Regions from separate parts of the Homo sapiens genome. Here region 1 is linked to region 2. A link is an interaction called in ENCODE POLR2A ChIA-PET data of the cell type or tissue named here. Cell type or tissue: CD4-positive, alpha-beta T cell. All regions are shown on one strand. Each heading gives the region's core, and the rest is flanking DNA. Links, peaks and the distances in the headings are about the cores only. Region 1 overlaps ABTB3 (ankyrin repeat and BTB domain containing 3). Region 2 overlaps PRDM4 (PR/SET domain 4).

Region 1 (5,000 bases), core at 1-5,000, 360 kb before region 2:
TTTGTCCTTTATTGGAAGGTGCCTTCCCCGGATCACAGTGAGGTGGAAGATTGGCAGTAGCTGCTGTGAATGGGTATGAGCCTATACCTTCATACCAAGGGGGTGGTAACCATAGAGATTGTGAAGTGAAAACCCATCCAAGTTGATTAAAATTTGGTGAGGAAAAGGAAACTCTGTGCTTGACTGATTGGCATGAAGAGTTTAAAATGCATACTGAAGTCAACCAAGAAAAATGATTTACACTTTTTCCTCTTTCCTTTTTGTTTTGGATCTTGGATTCAACAGAGGGTTGAATTATTCATACTCAGAAGTTCACGGAAATTTTATCATTATGCAAGGGCTCTCTCTCTCATTTTATTAATATTTTATTTTTATTATTTTTATGTATTTATTTATTTTAGACAGAGTCTCACTCTGTAGCCCAAGCTGGAGTGCAGTGGCGCAGTTTCGGCTCACTGCAACCTCTGCCTCCTCCCAGCTCAAGCGATTCTCGTGCCTCAGCCTCCGAGTAGCTGGGACTATAGGCGAACGGCACCACCCTGGCTAATTTTTTGTATTTTAGTAGAGACGGGATTTTACCATGTTGCCCAGGGCAGTCTCGAACTCCTGAGCTCGGGCAATCTGCCTGCCTTGGCCTTCCAAAGTGCTGGGATTACAGGGGTGAGCCACCACTCCCGGCCTCTCTCTCTCATTTTAGTTCTTCACTTTTTTGTCTATAATCTCCACTCCCCTGTAGGTACTCATCCAAGGCGTTTAATATATGCTCTTGAACAGGTACATGTCTTTATAAAACATGTAAAATTGCTTTCTGTGTGTGTGTTATTGATTTATAGAAACGATATTGCACAAAGGAGCTTGTCCTGATCTTTCCATTTTCACCTATGTTCTCAATATCTATCCATGTTGGTTGTACATCTAGCTTATTATTTCTAACAGCTGCACAGTTAACTCCATCAAGATAGGCTAAGTTATGCAGCGGTAATAGCACAAAAATCTTAGCAGCTTAAAATTATGCAGGTTTACTGCTTGGCTCCACTACATATCCATCCCGTTAATAAGAGTTTTGCTTTGGAGACGTAGGCTGATGGAGCCTCCACCATTCAACACGGCAGAGAGATGAGCAAGTAGCAAATCACACACTGGCTCTTAAAGGCTCTGTCCAGAAGGTGACAAATAGCACACTGATTTTTAAAGCCTGCCCAGAAGTGGCCAAAACAAGTCACATGGCCATTCTCCACTTTAAAAGCAGTGGGAACTGCAAGCCTACTATGAATCTAAGAGACGGAGACACTGGAAATATTTGGTGAACTGTGTAATGACTATCACATAGTTGGCACCCATCATATTTTGTGTCTATCCATTCTTTAATGATGGGCAACTAGTTGCATCCAATTCCCCAGTACCGTGAACAATAATGTTGTCATTATGGGAACAATCTCCTTTCACTTGTTCCCATATGGACCCCATGCAAGTATCTATACTCAGGAGTGGGTTGGTCGGGTCACAGGGTTTATACAAACTTGGTTTCGATAATCAGTACCAGGTGAGTCTCTGGAACTGCTATGCCAGTCTAGACCCCCACCAGTGGCGCGGAGGGGTTCCCATTTACCCATATCCTGTTTAACAATCAATATTACTCAACATTGTAATTTTGTAAATCTGTTGAGTATAATGTGGAATCTATTGTTACTTTCATTTTCATTTATCTTATTACTAACGAATTTGAGCATCTTTTCATCTGCCTGTTGACTATTCTGGTTTCCACTTCTGTGACCTGCCTATTCATATCTACAGACCATTTTTCTATTGCATTTCCTTTCTTTTCTCATTGATTTATAGGAGTTACATATGTAGTTAGATGTTAATTCTTTGTTGGGTTTAGACATTGTAAATATCACTTTCCACTCTGCCACCTCTCTGTTAACTTTGTTCACAGTGTCTTTTGTTGAACAGAAGCCCTAATTTTGATGTAATCAAATCTACCAACTTTTTTTTCTTTTTGCTTTTTGGTTCGTGCCTTGGGGATTTTATTTAAGAGGACCTTCCATGCCCTAAGTTCACAAAGGTATTGTTTCACTTTCTTCTGTTAGCTTTGTAACTTTGCTTTCACATTTAGGTTTTTCATCCACTTAGAGTCTACTTTCATATATTGTGTTTGAGAGGGATCCAAATTCATTTAGTGAGCCAGTTTTCTCGACATTATAGAACCATTCCTTTCCCCATCAAGATGAGATGCAACCTTTATTATAAATCAGGTTCAAACAAGGGTTTTTTTTTTTTTTTTTCTTTTTGAGATGGAGTCTCGCTCTTGTCACCCCGGCTGGAGTGAATGGTGTGATCTTGGCTCACTGCAACCTCTGCCTTCCACGTTCAAGCAATTCTCCTGCCCCAGCCTCCTGGGTAGCTGGGATTACAGGCACCCACCACCACACCCAGCTAATTTTTTGTATTTTTAAGAGAGACAGGATTTCACCATGTTGGTCAGGCTGGTCTCGAACTCCTGACCTCAGACGATCCACCCTCCTTGGCCTCCCAAAGTGCTGGGATTACAGGCATGAGCCACCATACCCAGCCCAAACATGGTTTTTTTTTTTTTTTTTTTTTTTTTTTCTGAGCTTTTGTTCTCTTCTGAGCTCTCTGCACCTTATTGTTCAAGAAATAAAACAGAATGAGTTTTGTTTGGCAGAATTTGCCTGGTGTATTCTGAGTAGGGGAGCCCTGATGATTTCCTGTAATGCTGGGAGGTGGTGAGGCATAATGAAACTAACATTAAACTTGGGGTCAGAGGAACCCAGGCTTGTTCCTGGCTCCACCACTTACAGCCACGTGAACTTGAACTACTCCCTCAACCTCTCTGAGCCTCCGTTTCTACATCTATTAAACAGCGATGATGATATGTATCGCCTAGGAATTCTGTAAGAGTTAAATGCTAGAATATATGTAAAAGCATAGCTTTCAGTAAACGTTATTTTCCCTTTGATCATTGTCACCAGACAAAAACTCTAACAGTAAGTGGTTTTCCCCAGGCCTCACCAAGGTAGGTATAAATTGGGAACACATTATTCCTGATCCCTCAAATGTCACTGCCTCTTGTTCTCGCCTGCTAATGGATGACTTCTCCTCAGTTCTTTCGTTCCTTCTGTGTATCCCCATGGTGGCCCATGTCGGTTCGTGGAAGCTTCCCGTTGACCTTCCCACCAATGAGCACACTTCCATTGGCACTGCAGAGGTTTCCAGGGACACACACTTTCTCTTCTTCCAAAGTCAGCCAATCAGCCCCACAGGCTTGGAGACAAAGGTAGATGTAGATGCTTAGCCGGGAATGTTGGACGAGTCCTCAGAGTGTGGCTCTTGCCTGGGCATTTCTTCACATGGGCTTTAGGAACACAGTATTTCTGCCTGGCTCCCCTTCCTCTCTCAGCCCTTTCCCCTGAAAAAATAGATAAAAATCAAGACAAAGCATGGTCTCTGGGTCACAGGCTTGAGGGAAGCATGGGAAGTGTTGCAGCCGTGCTCTGGACTGGGTGGCCTGGTGGGGCTGCTGAGCCTGTGCTGCTGGAAATAGTTTGGTTGAAAGGCCATGCAAAGCCAGCTCTGTGAAGGTGCTTCTTTGGCTGCCTATCAAAAAAGGGATTTTTTTTTTTTTTTTTTTTTTTTTTTTACAGTTTTGTGACTTAAGCTTTTGATCCCTTGGTTGTGGCTCTGTGCTGATACCTTTGCTGAGCCTTGAAGGGCTGTCAGGGTAGGCAGGAGGATCCAAAAGTTGTTTTCGACCCAGCACACTGGCCAAGAAAGGCTATCACCTTCCAAGAAGGGTGACCACCTCCTACTATACGGCAGCCCTCAGAGGGCGTTTATCTCAGCGGGCATTGTCCTGACCCACCCCCCTTCTCCTCCTCCCTTTGGATTGTGTTTTGAACTACTTACTGCTGGCATAGCCCATCAGAACATGCTTCCCTTCCCCCCAACCTTATGATATTAATAAAGCAATTTCATTCCTCTCTGGATCCTGGGACCTGTATGTAGGCTCTGGCTTGATTCCGGCTTGAGTAGCAAGCAGGGAGATCATTCTGGAACTGTGCTGTGTCAGAATGAGACTAAATCCCATCTCTAGGTTGCTTCTGCCAGGCTGACGGATTGGAGAGAAAGGAGATTTAGGAAATCTGCCCCAAACCTGTTGCTAAACAGCCTCACACTGTCTGTCTAGTCCCTGGGAAGGAAGGATTTGACTGGCAAATCTTGTTCTAGGATGAGACTAAGCTGCTGTCCTGCCAGGCTTCTACGAAGCTTTAGGGGAGAAGTATGGAGGTGGGTTGGGGAGGGGCACTCAGTCCAGATGCCCAGAGCTGGCCTCGTTTCAGAGCCAGTTGCCCTCTGATTTTAAGCAGTAAAGTCTGGCCTAGACTTTTGTAGTTATTCCTTTACTAGCAGAGGATTCGTTGCTTTTCCCTCTCATTTCTTAAATACTCCTGGAGTTAAGGAGGTAAATAAGTGTACGCTCAAGATAGATTATGAAATTGAGTTTTTTACTCCTCCTCCATTTCCATCCTAATAGTGCAGTATACTTGCTATATTTTTATGTTAAATGTGAAGAGGAAGGCCATAATTCACTCTTCAAGATCCATTTCCACTTATTTGATCTCCATTTCAGCTTGGATGGCAAAGATACTTGGTACTTCTGCCACTTGGGTTCTGTGATCATGGCAGACATAACTAATTAAGCACAGCACTTTTTCTCACTGAACTCAGATGGGACTTCAGGATCCTTCTCAACACAGTTCTAGGCAGCTGCTACTGATGAGAATCGGCATGTGAGATGTAAACTGTTTGCTCTCCTGTCCTGTAGGTACTCATCTGGTCTTCTTCATAGTTCTGTGTTCATTCTATTTGGTACTTTGTACCTTATATGACAAAGTATCTTCACTTCATAAAAAAGTGAAGACCTATATCTGAAAAAGTGAAGATATATTTTCTGTAAGTTGCTTGAGAGAAGAATCTGT
Region 2 (11,667 bases), core at 3,434-8,433:
AGCAGAAGGCAAGAAATAACTAAGATCAGAGCAGAACTGAAGGAGATAGAGACACAAAAAACCCTTCAGAAAATCAATGAATCCAGGAGCTGGTTTTTTGAAAAGATCAACAAAATTGATAGACCGCTAGCAAGACTAATAAAGAAGAAAAGAGAGAAGAATCAAATAGACGCAATAAAAAATGATAAAGGGGATATCACCACCGATCCCACAGAAATACAAACTACCATCAGAGAATACTATAAACACGTCTATGCAAATAAACTAGAAAATCTAGAAGAAATGGATAAATTCCTCGACACATACACCCTCCCAAGACTAAACCAGGAAGAAGTTGAATCTCTGAATAGACCAGTAACAGGCTCTGAAATTGAGGCAATAATTAATAGCTTACCAACCAAAAAAAGTCCAGGACCAGACGGATTCACAGCCGATTTCTACCAGAGGTACAAGGAGGAGCTGGTACCATTCTTCTGAAACTATTCCAATCAATAGAAAAAGAGGGAATCCTCCCTAACTCATTTTATGAGGCCAGCATCATCCTGATACCAAAGCCTGGCAGAGACACAACAAAAAAAGAGAATTTTAGACCAATATCCCTGAAGAACATCGATGCAAAAATCCTCAATAAAATACTGGCAAACCGAATCCAGTAGCACATCGAAAAGCTTATCCACCATGATCAAGTGGGCTTCATCCCTGGGATGCAAGGCTGGTTCAACATACGCAAATCAATAAACGTAATCCAGCATATAAACAGAACCAAAGACAAAAACCACATGATTATCTCAATAGATGCAGAAAAGGCCTTTGACAAAATTCAATAGCCCTTCATGCTAAAAACTCTCAGTAAATTAGGTATTGATGGGACATATCTCAAAATAATAAGAGCTATTTATGACAAACCCACAGACAATATCATACTGAATGGGCAAAAACTGGAAGCACTCCCTTTGAAAACTGGCACAAGACAGGGATGCCCTCTCTCACCACTCCTATTCAACACAGTGTTGGAAGTTCTGGCCAGGGCAATCAGGCAGGAGAAAGAAATAAAGGGTATTCAATTAGGAAAAGAGGAAGTCAAATTGTCCCTGTTTGCAGATGACATGATTGTATATCTAGAAAACCCCACTGTCTCAGCCCAGAATCTCCTTAAGCTGATAAGCAACTTCAGCAAAGTCTCAGGATACAAAATCAATGTGCAAAAATCACAAGCATTCTTATACACCAATAATAGACAGAGAGCCAAATCATGAGTGAACTCCCATTCACAGCTGCTTCAAAGAGAATAAAATACCTAGGAATCCAACTTACAAGGGATGTGAAGGACCTCTTCAAGGAGAACTACAAACCACTGCTCAACGAAATAAAAGAGGACACAAACAAATGGAAGAACATTCCATGCTCAAGGATAGGAAGAATCAATATCGTGAACACGGCGTTACTGCCCAAGGTAATTTATAGATTCAATGCCATCCCCATCAAGCTACCAATGACTTTCTTCACAGAATTGGAAACAACTACTTTAAAGTTCCTATAGAACCAAAAAAGAGCCCACATTGCCAAGTCAATCCTAAGCCAAAAGAACAAAGGTGGAGGCATCATGCTACCTGACTTCAAACTATACTACAAGGCTACAGTAACCAAAACAGCATGGTACTGACACCAAAACAGAGATATAGACCAATGGAACAGAACAGAGCCCTCAGAAATAATACCACACATCTACAACCATCTGATCTTTGACAAACCTGACAAAAACAAGAAATGGGGAAAGGATTCCCTATTTAATAAATGGTGCTGGGAAAACTAGCTAGCCATATGTAGAAAGCTGAAACTGGGTCCCTTCCTTACAGCTTATACAAAAATTAATTCCAGATGGATTAAAGACTTAAATGTTAGACATAAAACCACAAAAATCCTAGAATAAAACCTAGGCAATACCATTCAGGACATAGGCATGGGCAAGGACTTCATGTCTAAAACACCAAAAGCAATGGCAACAAAAGCCAAAATTGGCAAATGGGATCTAATTAAACTAAAGAGCTTTTGCACAGCAAAAGAAACTACCATCAGAGTGAACAGGCAACCTACAGAATGGGAAAAAGTTTCTGCAATCTACTCATCTGACAAAGGGCTAATATCCAGACTCTACAATGAACTCAAACAAATTTACAAGAAAAAAACAAACAACCCCATCAACAAGTGGGCAAAGGATATGAACAGACACTTCTAAAAAGAAGACATTTATGCAGCCAACAAACACATGAAAAAATATCATCACTGGCCATCAGAGAAATGCAAATCAAAACCACAATGAGATACCATCTCACACCAGTGAGAATGGTGATCATTAAAACGTCAGGAAACAACAGGTGCTGGACAGGATGTGGAGAAATAGGAACACTTTTACACTGTTGGTGGGACTGTAAACTAGTTCAACCATTGTGGAAGACAGTGTGGTGATTCCTCAAGGATCTAGAACTAAAAATACCATTTGACCCAGCCATCCCATTACTGGGTATATACCCAAAGGATTATAAATCATGCTGCTATAAAGACACATGCACACGTATGTTTATTGCAGCACTATTCACAATAGCAAAGACTTGGAACCAACCCAAATGTCCATCAATGATAGACTAGATTAAGAAAATGTGGCACATATACACCATGGAATACTATGCAGCCATAAAAAAGGGTGAGTTCCTGTCCTTTGTAGGGACATGGATGAAGATGCAAATCATCATTCTCAGCAAACTATCACAAGGACAGAAAACCAAACACTGCATGTTCTCACTCATAGATGGGAACTGAACAATGAGAACACTTGGACACAGGAAGGGGAACATCACACACCAGGGCCTGTCATGGGGTGGGGGGAGGGGGGAGGGATAGCATTAGTAGATATACCTAATGTAAATGACAAGTTAATGGGTGCAGCACACCAACATGGCACATGTATACATATGTAACAAACCTGCACGTTGTGCACATGTACCCTAGAACTTAAAAGTATAATTTAAAAAAAAAGTGTCATTTCCTTTGAGAAGCCTCCCCTCATCTCTGTAGCCTGCATAAGATACCCCTGCTGTGTTAGAATGTAATTTGTCTTACTCCTTTTAAAATTTTGTAATTACTTATTTAGTAGTCTCCCTCATTAGATTTTTTTTTTTCTTTTTCAAACGCAGTCTCGTTGCCTTGCCCAGACTGGAGTGCAGTGGAGTGGTCTTGGCTCACTGGAGCCTCCACTTCCTGGGCTTCAGCGATTCTCCTGCCTCAGCCTCCTGACTAGCTGGATTACAGGCATATGCCACCACACCTGGCTAATTTTTGTATTTTTAGTAGAGATGGGGTTTCACCATGTTGGCCAAGCCGATCTTGAAATCCTGGCCTCAAGAAATCCACCCGCCTCGGCCTCCCAAATTGCTGGGATTACAGGTGTGAGCCACCGTGCCCAACCCCTTGTTAGATTTAGTATGAAGTAATAGGATTTTGCTTTTTGTGTTACAAAAATCTAGCTAACTGGGATGCCTTACCACTTGATATATTCAGAATGTCTTTTCCCAGCATTCATAGCAAGCAACCATACATACATAGTCTCAGGGCATTTCTCAAGTCTTACTAATCAATTTAAAAAACTTGATTATTATCAACCACCAAAATGAGAGTACTGAGCCACCCAAGCTAGATGACTTTTCCGTAATCATGCTAATAACTCTATGCCACAGAATACAGTAGAAAAAGCATCGAATGCAGAGCTAGGAGGCCTTACTTTCCAATCTCACACTTCAGTAACTGCATTAACTTCTGGGACATTCTGTGGCCTCGGTAAAACAAAGATATTAAAACCTACCCTACAAGGTTGTTATTGTGAAGTTAAAGCACTTAACTTATAATAAACTTACTTAAGTTACTCGAGTTCTCTTCCTTTCTTTCGAATGGTTACTTCTCAGCTTAAAATCAAATTTCCTGGTCACAAGCCATTGCTTTTCCTTAAATACACACTTCTCCAGCCCTTAAAGTCTAACGTGTTCCTTTCCCAAAGAAACAAACAATGCTGGATGAATAGACCATCCTGCTTTTCTCTTGCTATGAAACATACTATTTGCACACTGGCACGGTGGGAATTTTAGATGCAACGTAGCCTGGCTCCCTTTCTTTTTGCTACAGCACATCTGGGTCAGGCATCTTGAATAAGTCCCTTAACAGAATATTATGTCATCTCACATGCTTTTGAATAATTCACTTGTCATAACTGAGTGGTAGTTGGCTCTAATCAACTAAGAGCAATGACCCACAAAGGTGTTCTATGCTTATAAAAAACAGATTCCACAACCCCAGTGCAAATATGCAACTAAGTGTAAGCAGCAGTGTGATGCATCCTGAAATGAGGTGTGTCAGAACAACAGCAGCGTCTAAATAATGTTTCACGTAGATTAACATGGAAGAGAGCCCTGGAAGAGAAATACAGGCATTTTTAAAAAGTGCTCCCAGGCAGCCAATCAGTGAATATGAAATGCAACAAACTGGTTTTTTTTTTTTGTTTTTTTTGAGATAGAGCCTTGCTTTGTTGCCCAGGCTGGAGTGCAGTGTCACAATCTTGGCTCATTGCAACCTCCGCCTGCTGGGTTCAAGTGATTCTCCTGCCTCAGCCTCCTGAGTAGCTGGAATTTACAGGCTCCCACCACCATGCCCAGCTAATTTTTGTATTTTTAGTAGAGACAGGGTTTCACCATGTTGGCCAGGCTGGTCTGGAACTCCTGACTTCAAGTGATCCACCTGCCTCCCAAAGTGCTGGGATTACAGGTGTGAAAAGTGTAATTTTTCTGAACTTCATTTTCAACATCTAGACAACTGAGGGTAAAGCCTACTTTTATAATGCCCTATGAGGAGTAAAACTATAAATTAAAATGTACTACCACTAGAAAGCATATTTGCAAGCAAATGTGTCACAAGGTCCTAGGCAGTGCTAGCTAAGAGGGGCCAGAAGTTGTGTCTATTAACCAATTAACAGATCATTCAAGAAGTAAAATTTCCCAAAGTAAGTGACTTTCACCTTAGGTGATTTTTCTTTCCCAAATCTGGCCCTAAACTGATCTTGATGCTTGCCCAACCCCAAAGCCCATGCCCAGCCTGAGCCTCAGCAAGTATGTAGCAGCACAAGATGTGCTGCAGGGTGAGGAGGCAGGTGCTGGGGGCAGAAAACACAAAGAACAAAGCATGCTTTCCATGTGCTCCCTAACTTGTGGATATAAATATGCATTGTCTAAATGGAATAGTTTAGAGTTTATGTGATTTCCTTTAAAGACTTGTAGCCTGGGCCAGGCACGGTGGCGCATGCCTGTAATCCCAGCACTTTGGAAAGCGGAGGCAGGCAGATCACCTGTATCCAAAGGCAGGAGCAGAGCCCTAGTTATTTTTCTGTTCCCCCTACAATGCCTTAAAGTGTACCAGCACTTAATAAATGGTTTTTGAAAAGACCACTCTCCTTGTCTGAGGACTACACAGGCCTGAGTGCCTAATGATCCTCAGTGTGCATATGCAAGAAAAGCTAAGGAGCAAAAAAGCTGTTAAGGAGTGGTTTCACCCCTTTCAGTAGTAGGGAAATTTGCTGGCGGCAATATACACCACTAGAAATGGTGCCTGCCTTTATATTGCTCATGCTAATCTGTAAAGCTGGGGTTAAACTGAAGTCACTATACTGGAAGCTGCTCCCCTTTAAGCAATCATTATCAAGAACGTATATCTGGTTAGACTGTTTAGTTTGCCAGGGCTGCCACAACAAATTGCCATGGACCGGGAAGACTAAACAGAAATGTATTGTTTCCCAGTTCTGGAGGCTGGAAGTCTGAGATCAAAGCAATGGCAGGACTGTTCAGAGGGCTGTGAGGGAAGGACCTGTTCCAGGCCTCTTTCCTTGGGCTTGGAAATGTCTTCTCCCTGTTTTCACATCATCTTCCCTCTGTATAAGGCTTTGTCCAAATTTTCTTTTTCTAAGAACACCAGTCATATTGGGTTAGGTCCTAACTTAAGGACTTCATTTTAACTTAATTCCTTCTTTAAAAACCGTATCTCCAACTACAATCACATTTTGAGATTACTGGAGGTTAGGACTTCACCATATGAATCTGGTGGTGTTGGCAGGGGGCGGTGTGTTCACCTGTAACAGACCATAATCACTTGTGTATATGGAGATATGTCATTCCTTAGTGTGTGCCTCCAAGTTTGGTGATCAGATCATCAAGTTTACATACTTGATGAGGTGCTGACAGCCTCTGGCATGTTTATGCTTCTTGAGACACAGGTAAAGGAGTGTTTACTAGAAAGCGGGGACACAGGTCAAGCGTGAAAAGGCTGACGAAGACTCTACTTCCTGTTACCTCTTTGCCCTCTGAGAATCTCAGCACAACAAAAATGCCAGGATTATGAGCCACTGACCTTTTTGAGAAGGAAATGCCAAGCATACAGTGAGCTGCAAGAATACTCTGAACTAGTTTATAGGCTTTGGCCTTGAAAACTCAAATTATTCCAGTTTTATTTATATTACTAAAATCTAGAGCTTCTTGGATATTCTATATGTCAATTTTTTTTAGTGTAGAAACCTATGTTAAAATGAAAAATGTAGACTAATGGGAAACTAAAGAATATCAGCTACTGTTTATGTTGAGCACTGTGGGAGCCACTGACACGTATGAACTTAACATCTAAACAGTATAATGAAGCGGCGCTCTTAATACTCTCCATTTACAGTTAAGGGAAGAGGCATAGAGAGCTTACATAACTTGGCCAAGGTTACAAACCTTCATCACACAGCAAAGCCCACACTAGAGAACATTCTGCAGGGCTCCAGAGCCTACATACACATCCTGCCTCTCACCGTGACCATTTACTCAACAGCAGCAAGGCCACCCAAAATGGGCAGAAAAGGCTGAAAACATTCATGTCAAAGGGCACTTACTTATTTATTCATCTTGTGAAAATGACTTAGAATTTAAAATTAAGAGGTAAAAAAATGGAGAGACAGTTGTAAATACTAAGCACTAACAGCTACAACTTCACTAAAAAGGTTTCCAAGCTTCCTCTGCTGTTTGTGTTCCTCTGACACTAGGCGTAACTATCTTGGGCATCATTTCAGTCTTGGGAATGAAGGAAGTGAACCCAGTGTGTGCTACTGAGATAAAGGAAGAAAGGGAGCTTAGAGTCCCAGTACCAGTGGTTTCCTGGGTATGGGGGAACCAGCCAGCTGGATGCCTTTGGCAAAATGCTGAGTTTGAAGCTGCCCTAGGAACCAGAGCTGCCCTGAGGGAGGCGTCACGACCCAGTGTCAGCAGCCAACCCTAACCATCCGCAACACATCCCCCAACCCTCCACTGCAGACCTGCCACATTTCTCCAAGGAGGTAACAGAGTAAAGGCATACCTTAGGCAGGAACAGGGCAGAAGAGGGTTGGAAGCACAGGAAGCAGTTTGTCTTAAGTACTAACAGCAGAAACAATAAGAATATGATCTCAAAAGCTAAAATACTCTAGAAATGCTCTCTTCTTCTAACCTCAGAAAGATTCAAATTGTACTTGACTTTCCCTAGAAGACTCACTCATCTCCTTCCTCCATGAAATGAGACTACCAGAGGAATCCTGTATTTTAAAAAAGTTTAATTTTAATCCTTCCTAGAGGAATACAGATTTGAATGAAATACATTCATTCCATAAATACATTAGCAGCAAAACCTTCCCACCAGAGTCCTCTACTCCAGCCCAGAGGTTGTGCCTTGAGCAGGAGAGCATGTTCCATCAATCCTGTCAACTTAAGGGTGGGTCTGCTTCTGAGAAACGCTGGATGTGCATGGGAGACACAATGACCAGGTGCATGGGTGACTTAACTAAGCTGGGACCCTGAAAACAGGCCCATGTGGTCACTATTCAGCCTTCTTTACCTTCCAAAAATCCTTTGGCATCTTCCATGCTTCTCTGATGAGGTTCCTCAGCACTGAGACAACTGGGAAGACCTAACTTTGCACATGCATTAAATAATGTTATTTTGAGTTGGCAATGTTTTAACACTTTTCATAAGGTAAATGAAACATAAAAGATTATTCCCTTCCTTCCCTTCCTCAGGTGAGTCCACATGTACTCATCAGGAGACAATCCAGCAGGCATTATTTGGGCTCTCTGTATCTCCAGGCCCCCTTTGTCTGAATGGCTGGATGTTTACTGGAGACAGGGAGCCATGTCTAAACCTACAAAGATCTCCACGTTACAATAACCAGGTGACTTGCTCAGGCTTCCATCAAAGCTAATTTCTTGGGCAGAGGCCAGGCATCTCTCCTCTTGTTCTCTCCATCACTGACTACTGACTGACTGCTGCTTTTTTATTTGCCCTCCAGGCACCTGCCGAAACTTTGGAAAACAAGATCTACCCTAAACTTCCAAGTGGCCAGGAGCAGTTAAGGCAGGTCCTGCTTTAAACTTACTAGCTGCCAAGTAGCACACTTATGCTGCTGTGTCCCAATCCATTCTGTGGTGAGTATAAGTCACAAGAGTCTGCATAAAACACTATCAGCAATCAGGATGGCTATGGGGCAAGGACCGTTTAGAATGTTACCAAGTCACAGGACCAGCAGGAAAATGGAATAATGGAAGAATGTGAAATAAATCTGATTTGTTTGAGCAGAAGGCAGCTTTGATTCAGGCATAAATGCATCTCCCAGATTATCATGTAAATAAAGACCTCAGAAGTTGACACTTCCCTCCCAGTCCACCACTTAAAACAGGACACATGCTCAGTTTTCCCAATCTGTTTTAAAGTGTTTTCATTAGGATACTCTTCTGTAAGTGCTTTATTCATTCCCAGTCTGTTTTGATTACTGGCTGAAAATAAATCAGGAACCATTTTATATAAAAACCATTATAGTAGATAACTGGTTATGTGTATTTTTCCATTTGCATTTTCATCCAAAATTGCTTGTTTCTTTTCCTTTTATTTATGTGCAGAAAGAGACTCATCCGCTGAATACACAGCACTGTTAATCCTACAGTCTTCTGTCCCCACAGAGTCTGCTAGATCTTCCTCTTCTGAGTCATCCTCTTCTTCCTCCTCTGGTGCTGACGAACTGGAGGTGGGCCCTTTGCAGGTTTTCAGGTGGCGGGTGAGATGGTATTTGGTTAGATAAGCCTTTGTACATTTTTCACAGACATAATCCCGTTTTCCTTCATGAGAATTGAGATGCTTCTTTAAGTGATTTGTTCTCAAGAACAGCTTATCACACTTGGGACACTTGATCTGGCGTTCTCTAAGAGGAACACAAGAAAAAACATTTGATTTGGGGTTACAAATAACAACTGAGGCAACACTTATTCTTCATAGCCGCAGGCCTTTGTCAGAGCAGCTCTATCCTTCTGAATCAGGCTTTTGCATAGGTGATATACAGAAGACTCATAAAACATGTATAGTTTAAAACAGTGTAGGCTCATTTTTCCTGTTTTAGAATACTATGTAAATTCTCAAATTCTATGTAAATTCTATATGTATTTCTTTTGTCTTGCTGCATTCTCTCAGTATGATGCTCATAAAATTCATTCAAGCTGCTGTATCAGTTGTTTGTTCCCTTCCACTGCTGTATACTATTTACAAATATACAAATACACCACAACTTATCTATGGTACTGGATTTGTCTCTAGCTAATGAATGTTTTGGTGGTTTCCAGTTTTTTATTATCACAAGCAAAAGTGCTAGAACGTTTTTAAATTTTTTTAAATTTTTATTATTATTTTTTAGAGACAGGGTCCCACCATGTTGCCCAGACTGGAGTGCAATGGCTATTCACAGGTGTGATCATCATGCACTACAGCCTTGAACTCCTGGGCTCAAGTGATCTGTCCGCCTCAGCCTCCCAAGTACCTGGGACTACAGGTGCATGCCACTGTACCTGGCATTTGAACATTTTTATACTTGTATGGTGCTCTGCAATACATGTTTCTCTAGGGCACATACCCAAGAACTATATAGCTAAATCAAAGGATATGCACATCTTCAACTTTACAAGATAATGACAAACGGTTTTCCAATGTAGTTGTTTCAATATACACATCCATCATTGACGGTTCTGGTTGTCCCATATTCTCAACTGGAAGACTCAAATTTGAAAATGTCTGCCAATTAGCCAGTACATAATGGTATCTCATTACACCGTTATTTGTATTCCCTGGATGCCACTTTTATGGAATTACCATTTTTCTGTCCTTTTCTTAGACTAGTGGTTCTCAAGTAGGGGCGACTGCCTCTATGGGGACATTTGGCAATGTCTGGAGTCCTTTCTGATTGTTATACTGGGGAGGGGTGGTATAATTAGTATCTAGTAGGAAAAGGCCAAGGATGCTGCTAACCATTCTACAATGCACAGGGCAGCCCCACAACAAAAAATTAACCCGGTCAAAATGTCAATAATGTCAAGGTTTGAGTAACCCTGGCCTAGACATTTCAGAGCTGAAAAGAACCTTAGAGATCACACAGACCAGGAATTTTTTAGCTTTTTTTTTTTTTTTGAGTAGCTGAACCCCATGTCTTTATGAAAGCCCAATATGAAACAGTTAAAGCAGGTTATTAATAAAATCCTGGAAGGAGTGAGAGGGTGCAGTCGGGCGTTCTGAAGCCTGGCTTCCTTAGCATTTCTCTCATCCTCTTCTAGCAACAGATGGCACTGAAGAACCCTTAGAATTCCCTGGAGCAGTTTTAAAACCACCAATCTAATCCAACCTCTTAATTCTGCAGATGGGAAACATCATGTGCATAAAAACTACTAAGGAACTTGCCCAAGGCCACAACAAAACCCCTACCAAAAGTCTGACTTTTCATCTTCTACTCTGATGGTTTTTAGATGTTTATTCAACACATATTTACTGTGTCTAATTATGCCAGGCACTGTTCTAGATGCTAGGGCTATAGGATGTGGGTAAACTAAGTCCCTGCTTTCATGAAGCTTACATTCTAAGTGGACAGATTATAGCATAAACAAATGTGTAACGTGGTATCATATAGCAATAAAGACTACGAAAACACACGAAGCCAGGTAAAAGTGAAGGGGTCCTATTTTAGATAAGATAGTCAAGGAAGGCCCTCCTGAGGAGATAACATTTGAGCAGAAACCTGAATGGAGGGAAGAAGACATGCAGGCATCTGGAGGGAGAAGTTTCTAAGGCAGAGGCCCTGAGACTGGATGTGCTTAGTATGCTCAAGGAGTAGCAAGGGGAGGGTCAGAGTGGCCAAAGCAGAATATGAAAAGTAAGAAAAGGTGAAGGGAGAGGTAGCCAAGTACTATTACATCATAAAGGGCCTTCTGACTGCTGTAAAAAGCTTTTAACACAAATACGATGGAAAGCCACCAGAGATGTATGAGTGGAGACAGGCACAATCTGACTTATATTTGAAATGGATTGCTCTGGCACTGCGGACAGAAAACTGTGTGTATGTGTGTTCATCTGTGTTGCGGAGTAGATGAGGAGAAACAGCAAGTAGTGGCAGGGAGATCAACTGGGAGGCTACTGAAGCCATCCATAGAAGAAAAGCTGGTGGTCTGGACAAGGTGTTAGTTGAATGAAGGAAGGAAGGAAAAACTGAGTTGAGAATTACTTCAAGGTGTTTGGCTTGACCATTGAGGTGAATAATGGT

The links. Peaks named below come from ENCODE experiments on the same cell type or tissue, not always from the same donor. Only the 100,000 strongest peaks of a DNase experiment are listed, where the experiment ranks them.
Region 1: POLR2A ChIA-PET joins it to region 2 with 6 read pairs; 2 of 35 experiments call an interaction of 5 or more read pairs at or near these places.

The regions. Positions count from the first base shown.
Region 1 is chr12:107,367,125-107,372,124 of GRCh38, forward strand. All of the region lies in intron 1 of ABTB3 (ankyrin repeat and BTB domain containing 3), which reads left to right. Among named protein-coding and RNA genes, the nearest start is that of ABTB3, 51 kb to the left of the region's middle. In CD4-positive, alpha-beta T cell, for the core only: no CTCF peak of the experiment used is centred there; DNase peaks (open chromatin) are centred at 2,077 and 2,777; H3K4me3 peaks cover 1,962 bases; H3K27ac peaks cover 3,519 bases.
Region 2 is chr12:107,725,232-107,736,898 of GRCh38, forward strand. PRDM4 (PR/SET domain 4) reads right to left here. Exons shown (of 12, transcript NM_012406.4): 12 at 7,640-9,291. The coding sequence ends at 8,979. PRDM4-AS1 (PRDM4 antisense RNA 1) reads left to right here and starts at 11,324. Exons shown (of 5, transcript NR_120474.1): 1 at 11,324-11,667. In CD4-positive, alpha-beta T cell, for the core only: no CTCF peak of the experiment used is centred there; no DNase peak of the experiment used is centred there.